Regions from separate parts of the Homo sapiens genome. Here all the other regions are linked to region 3. A link is a contact called in ENCODE Hi-C data. All regions are on one chromosome and are shown on one strand. The core of a region is the stretch at or near the end of the contact, and the rest is flanking DNA. Distances in the headings are between cores, read along the strand shown.

Region 1 (3,394 bases), core at 331-2,830, 280 kb before region 3:
GTATCAATACTGAATTGTTAAAAATTTTAATCATAAAAACCAATGGAACATGTTTTTCTACTGTGTCCTTCGAGATTCTCTTATCTGGTCCTGGAAAGGGGCCGTGTGTCTGGGGAAACCTCTTGTGCACCTCATGAGGGGAGCCCGGGGGCCCACATCGGCTGGCCGAGGGCGGCCACCCCTGAAGGGTGGGGTCAGGGCCCACCCACCTCTTCACACACACCTCCGCCTGCTGGACAGTGCCTGGGCCCCACAACGGAGCACAGTCCCTTCTGCATGGGTCGCCTCCCGGGGAGAGGCATTGCTCAGGCTCAGGGAACAAACTGGGGAGGGTCAGACAGGGAGGCTGGTGGGGCACCCATGACCAGCACCCTCCAAGCTTGCTCAGCAGCCTTCCCCCTCCCACTGCTGTTTCTCTTTCTGTCTCCCCGTCTGTCTGTCTTTCTCAGTCTCTGTCTCTGCCTACCAGTCTCTCTCTCTCTCTCTTAGTCTCTGTCTCTCCCTTTCTGTCTCTCTCTCAGTCTGTCTCTTTCTGTTTCCCTTTCTCTCTCCCTCAGTCTCTGTCTCTCTCCCTCTTAGTTTCTGTCCCTCTGTCTCTGTCTCAGTCTCCGTCACTCACTTCTCTCAGTCTCCCTCAGCCTCTGTCTCATGGCCGTGACCCTCCAAAGCCCATGGACACGTGGTGCCCTGTAGTGATGTGTGCAGTGATGTGTGCAGCGATGTGTGCTGACCCTGCCCTGAGTGGCAGTGTCACGGGGAGAGGTGAGTGCAGCACCCATCAGCTGTCCAACACGGTCAGTGCTGGGAGTGAACCATCAGGCACCGCCCCCCAACACAGGTGTATCCCATTCCCTGCAGCTTTCCCTGCCGCACAGGCGGCAGGGTTGCAGACAGGACACTGCAGCTCAGAGAGAGCTGGGGGCTCATCCGAGGCCATCAGGGAGGCTCCACCTCTCCCAGCCACTCTCTCCCATGGAAAGTAGGGAAGCCACCCCCGCCGGGTCCTTGGGGAGAAGGAAAGGCACAGGGAAGGGGCAAAACAGCAGCTCCATTCCTGGCCACTCGTCTCACCCCAGATGCGAGGCGAAGTGTGGGAGCGGCCCCAGAGGCCACTGTGGAAAGGGAACTGGTTACCGAGTGAGGCGCAGGGGCCTGGCCTGTTCTCTGCCCCGTTGACTGGTGGGGGAGGTGCCCAGAGCTGGGCAGTAGCCCCGCTTGGATGGTAAACAGGACCTGCCCGCTGGCCTCACCGGCCGCCAGCACGAACGCCTGCCAAGACTGGCTTTCTGCAGCATGGAGCACAGGCTTCTCTGCCCAGCCCTGCCATGGGCACGGGCTGCCTTTCTGTGTCGGCTGGGTGCCTGAGCCAAGCAGCTCCCAACGGCTGGGTGCCTGAGCCAAGCAGCTCCCAACGGCTGGGTGCCTGAGCCAAGCAGCTCCCAACGGCTGCGTGCCCCGAGGCCGGGCAGACGCAGGTGTCCCAGGACCAAAATAGCAGTCAGATGATCATAAGGCCCCGTGGCAGGGCCCCCAGGGCAGGCTGCTCACAGCTGCTGCAGCTAAAGATAGGCGTGAAGGGCACACGCCTTGGGGAAAGTCGTGGGGAGCGGTCCTGTCTCGGGCCATGGACACAATGAGGTCACTCCGCTTCATTTCTGCAGAAGCTCTGGTGTCCCACCCCCAGGTGGCCCGGCAGAGCCTGGACAGCGTGGCCCACAACCTCTACCCACTCCTGTTCAAAGCCAGCTACCTGCTGGAGCAGGCGGAGGTGACGCGCGCGGTGCTGGGGCGCTGGCCCCTGGAGGAGTTCCGGCTGGGAGCGCTGCTGGGTCCTGGTGCCGACCACCCCCAGGACCTGCGCGACAGAACCTGCAGGGCCTGCCTGGAGGCGCTGGTGCGCGGCCTCGCGGACCACGTGCTGCAGGACCGGAGCCGCCGGCGGCTGCGGGTGGCTGACCTCACGGGCATCCGAGATGTGCAGGTGCAGCGGTGCCCGTGCGGGAGGGCGCTGGGCAGGTGGGGCCGCACCCAGCTGCTGGCCAGGACCTGCTGTGAGCTGCAGGCAGAGCCCCTCGCAGCCGGGCGCCCCGTCGAGGTCCTCGCCGACCTCTTCGTCACTGAGGGCAACTTCGAGGCGGTGGTGCAGGCTCTGAGGCCAGCGGGCCCGGCCCCTCTGCGGGTGCACTGCCCCTCGTTCCGGGCGGACAGCCTGAGCCCCAGCCAGCTCCTGCACGTGCTGCGTCTGGCTGGCCCGGGTGCCCTGCGCAAGCTGGAGGTGGTGCACAACGTGCGGCTGCATGCGGGCCACGTGCAGCAGCTTCTGGCCCAGGTGGGCTTCCCCCGGCTGGCCTCGCTCACCCTGCCCACCAAGGCCTTTGATGCACCCCCCACCTACGCCTCCACTCCCGACGGCGAGGACCCCCTCCTCGCCTCCATCGCCCGGGAGCTCAGCAAGATGGCGCAGCTCACTGAGCTCAGTGTGGCCTTCTCCACGCTGACCGGGAAGATCCCGACGCTGCTTGGGTGAGTCTTGGGGAGGGGACTGAGGGCGGGCTGGTGGCTGCAGAGGCAAGGAGAGATCGTCCAGGGGCCTGCTCATGTCCAAGGCCATGAGGCTACACGGCCTCCAGCCTCTCACTCCGGGTGTGGCCACAGCCACAGGACAGCGGCCCCGCCAAGGGGCAAGAGCACCGAAAGTCAGAGCCACCAGGAAAGAAGCGGGCTGCCATGTGTGACTTAGGGATGTGGAGAGAATGCCAGTTAAAAAAAGAGAATACGGAAATTACCAAACAGACGAAACAGAAGTGCCTACGTGGTGTGAGGAGTTGTCTATTGTTGATGAACGACTCACCCCAACACTTGGGGGCTTCAAACAGCAAACACGATTTCAGCTCAGAAATCTGAGCCTGTCGGTGCCTTTGGCTCAGGGCTGCTGTTGGCCAAGGGTGCCATCTCATCCGAAGGCCTGACAGGGCGGGATCCTCCCAGTCTCCCTCGAGGGAGGCCTGGGCTCCATGCTGCATGGACCTCCCCATGGTGGGACAGGAGGCTTATGCAGGATCCTCTCAGCAGATCTGCGTGAAGGAGGCAGAGAGGGCAGCAGCTAGGAAGGGGCCAGGCCAAGGCAGCCTCAGGCAGTGGTGAGGGGGATGCCCGGCGGTGGGTCCAAGGGGGGTGCCCAGCAGTGGATCCTGGAGGGGGAGTGCCTAGCGGTGGGTCCAAGGGGGGTGCCCAGTGATGGGTCCTGGGGAACGGGGTGCCTGGCAATGGGTGCTGGGAGGGAGCCTGGTGGTGGGTCCTGAAGGAGGGGCAGCTGGCGGTGGGTATTGGGGTCACCGGGTGATGGGTCCTGGTGGGGCAACCTAGCGGTGGGTCCGGGGGGCACCCAGTTTTG
Region 2 (3,715 bases), core at 417-2,916, 310 kb after region 3:
CGGTCCAATCCCCATGACTTCATGTTTTGTGAAGATGCAAAGCGAGTTCATGCCGGCGCCTTTCTGAATCAGAGATCCCTTTAGAAACCATGAAAGCTGCAGACCCCTCCCGGGAAAACGCACACACCCTCCTGGAGCTCGCCTTCTGCAGCCGCTCCGGGAGCCCGCCCCTCCCCCACAGGCCCTCCGAGGATCACGTGGTGGGGAGGCGCTGGCACCGAGCGGCTGACAGGCGCGAGAGCCCAGTTCAAGGCGCCGGCATCAGGCTGCAGCTGCCTCACTCCCCTCCACTTCCTGCCCCTTCCCGGCCTTGGTCCAGCCCCATCTCCTAGTCCCAGGCCACAGGGAGCTGGGTCACCTCCCAGGGGCAGGGGCTGGCTGGGCGTGGGGGGAGACCTCTCCCCCTGAGAAGTCAGGCGGGGAGGGGTGGCCGGGGTGGGCGGAGGGGCCCAGTCCTCTATCGGTCCCCCAGGGGCCCTGCACGCAGAAGAGCCAATAAACATGCCAGGTGGATCAGCGGTGACACTGAGAGGGAACGCAACACCCCATCAAAACAGCAGCCCCCCAACCCCCATCAAAACAATAGCCCCCAACCCCCATCAAAACAGCAGCCCCCAAACCCCTATCAAAACAGCAGCGCCCAAACCCCCATCAAAACAGCAGCCCCCAACCCCCATCAAAACAGCAGCCCCCAAATACCCATCAAAACAGCAGCCCCCAAACCCCATCAAAACAGCAGCCCCCTAAACCCCATCAAAACAGCAGCCTCCCAAACCCCATCAAAACAGCAGCCCCCCAAGCCCCATCAAGACAGCAGCCCCCCTAAACGCTTATCAAAACAGCAGCCCCGCCACTGCCCGGGAGGGACAGGCTTCTCACCTCCCTCGGCTCCGTTTACGTAACCGAAACCGCAGAATAAAGGGCTCCTCAGATCCTCGGGCGCTGCTCCCAGGGGTGCGGGAAGGTGTCCCGGCAGCGCCTCTCCATCGCCACAGGCCCGCGGACAGTAGCCAAGGCCCGGGGCAGCTGGAGGCTCTGCGGGGGGCGGTCTGACAGCCCCACCTGCCAGGACGCGGTGGTGTCAGGACCCCGAGACCCGCTCATTCTGGGCCGTTTCTGTGGCCAGGGATCTCAAAACGTGCTGCGGGCAGTGGCTTCATTCCAGCCCTCCACGCCCTAATTTCCCACGCCTCACACCGGCGGCCCCCTACGCCTGGGAATAGGGAAACGGTTCCAGCCCCGGGCTGGGCAGGGTCTGGAGGGAAGGGCTGCAGGGGCGTCCGTGGCCGCGAAGAAAGGCCAAAGCGCCAGGCACAGGGCCCGGAGAAAGTGACAGACCTGTCCCTGGCGCGGCCGACGGTGACCCCCGCTCGCGGCCTTTGCAAAGCCTCCCCGTCGCGTCCTCGCACCGAGCCCGCAGCGCCGAACTCCGGGCATCCCAATCCGGGGGCTCAGGGACGCGCAGGGCGGCCCGGGAATGTGGCTCGGGGGAGCGCGGGGGGCAGGGGCTGCGGCGCAGGTGGCTGCTGGGGCTGACGGGCCCAGTCTCCGCCCCCGGGTGCCCCCCGCGCCGCGCCCGCAGGACCGAGCCCCGCGCCCGCTTACCTTGGAGACGCAGCAACTGCAGCGGAGGCTCCCCCGCGACCCGGCCGCGCGCGACCAAGTGCTCAGCGCAGCGCTCCCCCTGCCGCCCCGCCCCGCCCCCAGCCCCGCCCCCAGCGTCCCGCGCCCGCCCCTCGTGTTCATTGGCAGCCCCGCCCCCGCCGCCCCACCAGGCCCGGAGCATGCGCGGGCGCACTGAGACCTCAGCCTTACAAGACCGGCTCCGCTGAGGCTCCGCCGGCCGCCAGGTATCCGCTCAGCGCAGGGCGCGGCGGACCTGCGGGCCGTGGGAACCGCTGGGCAGTGGCAGCGAGGCCCCTCACCTGTCTCTGGGGCCCCCCGGGGACGACCGGACCCCGATCTCTGCGCCCCGCAGGACGCGCGTTGACGGTGCGGCGGGGGATGGATGAGCGCGGCCGCGGCCTCCTGGGGTGGGGTGGGTTGGCGGCGGGGCCTCGAGGACAGTGCGGGGCGAGCCCCGACCGCGCCCAGTTCTTTAAGGAGCCGCAGACGGTGCAGGGAAGCGGCAGGGCCGGGCTGTGAGGGTGCTCGGACCCCAAGGCGGGGCGCACCCAGGGGACTGGGCTTCCAGGTGGGGACAGCGCGGCCGGGGATCGACCTGAGCAGGGAGACGGGTCCGTGCCGGGCGCCCAGCGCAGCTGCTCGGGAGTGGGCCGCCCTTCACGCAGGAGTGGAGGAGCGGAGCGCGCACCCCTGACCCCGGCCTCAGCTTCCGTTCTCCCTGCAGGTCGCCCGTGTGCAGCGCCACCATCCCGGCCGCTCTTCCAATCTCGCCTTTCTCCGGGCACCTGCCGCCCCTCCCCCGCTCCCCAGACAGGCTTTGCGGAGGGGGCTCATTCCGCCCGGGGCTGCCGGGCCCTCCGCAGGAGTTGGCTCCCCACAAGGTTCCGGGGCCGAGACGACAGGGCGGTTCTGTGGTGCTGGGTGCTGGGACTTCAGGGGCACAGGGGCACCTGCCCTGGAGGAGGCCGAGGCGCAGCCCCCCAGGAGGAAGGGGTGCCTCTGGTGACTTTCAGCGGGACTCTTCCAGCCGGACTCTAGTGCAGCTGAGCTCCTCCCCCAGTCCCGGCTCTGTCCCTGCCCCAGGTGTCCAGCAGGCCCTGGAATCCGCAAAGGCAGAAGGGGAAGTTGGGGTGCTGGGTGCTGGGCAGGGGGTGCTGAGGCCTCACAGCCCGGCGGCTTGGCCCCCACCCACCCCACGGTGGTCCCGCGCCCCACACTTCCTCTCCTCTCCTGTGGTTTCTCCTTCCACTCAGTGCTGCCCAGAGATGGGCTTCTGTCTAGTTCTCCTGAGAAATTCCACACTCGCAGCTGGGAAGTCGGGGGACCCCCGAAGCTGTGCGGCGGCCACGCTGCGGCTCCTGCTTCCCTCCTGCTCGGGTGCGGGCTCGGCTGCCTTCTCGTCCCGCGGAGCCCGGAGTGCCTCCCCCTCGGGTAGATCCTACTAACAGCATCAAAGAAATAATGAAATAATCTCTCCTTGGTGTGTTCTTACCGTCCTAATAGGCACAAGGGGACTCTTCAGTGCATTTTCCAAAACCTGTACAAACTCTCTTGACATAAATGCAGTGAGTTTACAATAAAATCGCAGTGGGAGGTAACGTCAGGCTTCAGAGGCAGACATGGTCCTGGAGCCTTTGGGAGGAGAGGAGAGGAGAGGCAGCGGGCGCGGGGCGGCGTCCAGGGGGCTGAGCGAGGTCTGGGCAGGAGGACAGAGCTGAGCCTTGGGCTGCCCTGGCCCCTGCGCAGGACACACAGTGACCGGGGCTGGGGTGGGCACCCCGGTTCTACCGTCGGGAGTCGGCGTGTTCATGGAGTCTGTTTCCTTGTCTGTGGGTGAAACTTTGGCTTGGGGTCACGGGTGTGTTATTTCCCAGCGACAGTCGGTTCAGTCAGCACTTACAAAATCACCAGAAACAGGGGCACAGGATCTTGCTCAGCAGGGAGAGGTGGATCCTGATTCGGGACTCCAGGCTCTTCACCTGGCCATGGCTGCCCGTCCGGTGGCCCTTCCTGGCCCCCAGCTCTTGCTCCACTGCCAGACCTGGACAGCCTCCATTAACCCTGCAATTACTGAAAACCGACTCACAGC
Region 3 (3,221 bases), core at 296-2,795:
GGCACAGACAGGCACTTGGAAGGCAGCTTTGCTCCTCTGGCCACCCGGAAACCTCCCAGCAGTTCAGATGGGACAAACTGGGGGCCTGTCAGAACAGCCACTTGTGCCGGGAAGGCCAGGCCCCGGCCTGCTCCGATGAACGTCAGGACGGTGGCTGCAGCAGGGAACCAGGGCTGGCCTTGGATCTGTCCAGTAGGGTCACTGACTGGGCAGGGCTTGCTGCATAGAGGATGGCTGCATTTTGTGCTCAGAGTTGGTTGAAATGGCTACGAAGTGTGGAGAATAACCACTGAATCCCAAAAAGTCACTGCGCTTGATCTGATCCAAGTAACAGTGACTGCAGTTAGGGTCGAGAGCTTCTCCGAAGCAGCGGTCATGCAGGCTTTTGTGTGGCTGACGCTTCCCTTTTTCACAACAGTAAAAAGCTATCAATGGGAAATTGTGGACTTTTCCCACCAGGGACTCAATGGGGACTCAATGTGCAATATTCAGTCAACATAAAACTCTTTAAGAACTCCTCCTGACTGGTGACTGTCAACACTTGATCTGAAACGTGAATAGTTTAATTTTCCTGAGCAAGGAGCTGCGAGTCTAGCTTTAGAAAAGCCCCTAGGAGTGTCCACCTCCACCACTTCCACCGTGCAGGCAGGTTTCAGGTGGGTTGGACCCTGTGGGACTTGCCGTCTGAGGGATGGATGGACTCCGAGCACCCTCCCCGGCTCAGCACCCGCGGCCTCCGCCCACTCAATGGACTGTGCCTCCCAGAGCTTGGGCTGGATGGTCTCCCTGCAGAGGACCAGGAGCTCTGTCCAAGGCCTCGCCCTGGGACGCTGGAAGGGGTGGGAAGGGTCAGGGGTCCGGGGTCTAGGACAGGCTCAGGGGTCTCAGCAGGTTCTCCTTGGAGGGCCTGAGCCTGGTAGGGGGGCGGTGCCCTGGGCCCCTCCATGCCCCCTGGTTTGTTAAGGGGGACAGAGCAGCTGCTGGGCCCCACCATCCACTTAAGGACTGGCCGTGATTCTTGGCAAGCTCCGCCCGCCAGGCCACCTCTCACCCAGCCAGGGCACCCCGGGCGACCTCCGCGCCAGGTGCGACAGCTCAGGCCGGAGACCTCGTCTGTGGGGACGGGCCGTGTCCGGGGCCGCCACCCTGAGACCGGGCGCGGGCAGGACGGAACCTGGGGGGGAAACGGGGCAGGTACTGGCTTTAGGAGTCTAAATCCCCAAACGCTGAGCAGACGGAAGACGTTCCTGCCACTTTACCTGCAGTTCAAAGACCTGGCGAGGGCCTGGAAACGGCGCTCGGCCCAGGCCGCTTGCGGGCGCTGGGCCTGCAGCCGCTGCAGGTCGGGCCCTGAGTCCTGGCGCTCGGGAGGTCCCTGAGTCGGTCCCCGAGTCAGTCCCCGGGCGCGGGGCTCGGTTGGGGGGGCCCGGAACCTTGGGCTGGTTTCACGCAAATCCGTTTGGGGCGAGCCTCGGTTTCCCGGCAGCGGTGGGAAAGGGCGCGAGCGGCCAGCCATGGCGCGCGGACCCTTCCCGCCGGCGGCGTCACAGCGGCGTCTCCTCCTGCTCCAGCGCGTGCGGCGGTGCGTGGCACGAGGGCGGCAGCGACGCCAGCTTCAGCAGCGCGGGGCGGCGGCGCGCGCGAGGCCGCTGGAACGAGCGCCGGCTGTGCACGCGGCGCGCCGCCGCCGAACGCGCGTGCGCACTCGGCAGCCCTCGGCGCTCCGGCCCCGCCCCCGGCGCAGGCCCCGCCCCCGGCTCGCCCTCGGGCGGCTCTGCGGGCGCAGGCGCGGCACTCTCGGAGTTCTGCGCAGGCGCTGGCGTGGGCGAGGCGGGGCTCGGGGCTCGCGGTCGCTGTAGCCGCGCGGGGATCTGGGGTTTCTCTGGGACAGCGGCGGCGGCGGTGGGCGGACCGTGGCGCGGGGACGAGCGGCCGGTTAGCGGCGTGTCGGAGCCGGTGTCACCTGCGGGAGAGGAAGGCGTGAGCGGCGCGCGGAGCCCGGGCGCTGGGGCGGGAGGGGCGTCCCCGGGGGCCTCAGCTGTCCCCGAGCCCGGCGGCTCTCGCCTCCCCTCCCGCGGCGCACCCCAGGCTCGGCGTCCGCTGGGGCCTCCTCCCAGGACCCGGGTTCGCGGGGCAGAGGCGGAAGCAGCAACAGCGAAGCCCCAGCCCGGCCCCGCCACGTCCCCCCGCCGGGGGTCCCGGGACAGCGGCCTCCTCGGCGCAGGAAGGTCCCGCCCCAGGCCCTGCAGCGCGGGAGGTCAAGGTCCCCAAGGGGACCTGCTTCCTCCATCTCAAACCGCCCTGGCGTCCCCCGGGTGCCTCCCAGGCCCCCAGAGGGAGCTCAGAAAGCCCAGACCCCACGGCCCGCCCCTCTCCCTGCTCTGAGCTGGAGGCAGAGTCCGGGTCTGCGGGGCCGGCCCTCCCTGTATCCCTGTGAGAGGGTCGGGGACCCGGGGCGTCTGTCTGGCTTCCCCCAGCCCTGCTCTCAGCTCCCTGGGAGCGCAGGATTTGGACTCGCGGACTAGCTTTCGGAGCCACCTAAAGGAAATCTCAGGCGGCCCTAGTGCCCTCAGCTCCGTGGGAGCAGCAGAGACGCCAGAGTATCTCTGTCCGGGCTCCTGAGGGAGGTGCGGCCAGCAGGGCGCTAGAGGAGGAAGAGGGGCTGCTGGAGAGAGAGAGCGCGCCAGGTTCAGGTCCAGGGAGGAGAGAGAGCGAGCGCGCGAGGCGGAGACCTGGAGGGAGAGGAGCTGCGGAGAGGGGTTAGGCGGGGAGGGAGAGAGAGAACCAGGTTCCGGTCCAGGGAGGAGAGAGACAGCGCGCGCGAGGCGGAGACCTGGAGGAGAGGAGCTGCGGAGAGGGGTTAGGCGGGGAGAGAGAGAGAGCGAGCCAGGTTCAGGTCCAGGGAGGAGAGAGACAGCGCGCGCGAGGCGGAGACCTGGAGGGAGAGGAGCTGCGGAGAGGGGTTAGGCGGGGAGGGAGAGAGAGAACCAGGTTCAGGTCCAGGGAGGAGAGAGACAGCGCGCGCGAGGCGGAGACCTGGAGGAGAGGAGCTGCGGAGAGGGGTTAGGCGGGGAGAGAGAGAGAGCGAGCCAGGTTCAGGTCCAGGGAGGAGAGAGACAGCGCGCGCGAGGCGGAGACCTGGAGGGAGAGGAGCTGCGGAGAGGGGTTAGGCGGGGAGGGAGAGAGCCAGGTTCAGGTCCAGGGAGGAGAGAGACAGCGCG

The links. Hi-C counts contacts between places; a loop is a spot of excess contacts on that map. Pooled maps may share reads with other maps.
Region 1: a loop to region 3 is called in a map with no recorded cell type, with 11 times the contacts of the local background. The contact joins the promoter of LRRC14B here to the promoter of SLC9A3-OT1 in region 3. A Hi-C loop is called at or near these places in 2 of 37 single-sample maps with no recorded cell type and 9 of 50 pooled maps.
Region 2: a map of naive thymus-derived CD4-positive, alpha-beta T cell shows a loop between it and region 3 (13-fold over the local background). The contact joins the promoter of ZDHHC11B here to the promoter of SLC9A3-OT1 in region 3. A Hi-C loop is called at or near these places in 1 of 168 maps with a recorded cell type or tissue (naive thymus-derived CD4-positive, alpha-beta T cell), 1 of 37 single-sample maps with no recorded cell type and 12 of 50 pooled maps.

The regions. Positions count from the first base shown.
Region 1 is chr5:189,915-193,308 of GRCh38, forward strand. LRRC14B (leucine rich repeat containing 14B) reads left to right here and starts at 1,581. Exons shown (of 2, transcript NM_001080478.3): 1 at 1,581-2,523. The coding sequence starts at 1,625. It overlaps LOC124900929 (a long non-coding RNA gene), which reads right to left. Exons shown (of 2, transcript XR_007058670.1): 2 at 2,814-3,074. It overlaps PLEKHG4B (pleckstrin homology and RhoGEF domain containing G4B), which reads left to right. Exons shown (of 20, transcript NM_052909.5): 20 at 1-52. RefSeq lists an enhancer at 1,246-1,295.
Region 2 is chr5:783,063-786,777 of GRCh38, forward strand. ZDHHC11B (zDHHC palmitoyltransferase 11B (putative)) reads right to left here and starts at 1,667. Exons shown (of 14, transcript NM_001351303.2): 1 at 1,606-1,667. RefSeq lists enhancers at 1-361, 1,946-2,684 and a silencer at 1,616-2,045.
Region 3 is chr5:471,420-474,640 of GRCh38, forward strand. SLC9A3-OT1 (SLC9A3 3' UTR overlapping transcript 1) reads right to left here and starts at 1,546. Exons shown (of 2, transcript NR_024158.1): 1 at 1,260-1,546; 2 at 1-546. SLC9A3 (solute carrier family 9 member A3) reads right to left here. Exons shown (of 17, transcript NM_004174.4): 17 at 1-1,963. The coding sequence ends at 1,960. It overlaps SLC9A3-AS1 (SLC9A3 antisense RNA 1), which reads left to right and starts at 1,817. Exons shown (of 7, transcript NR_125375.1): 1 at 1,817-1,980. RefSeq lists enhancers at 498-1,140, 1,141-1,781 and silencers at 1,025-1,154, 1,515-1,584, 1,705-2,524.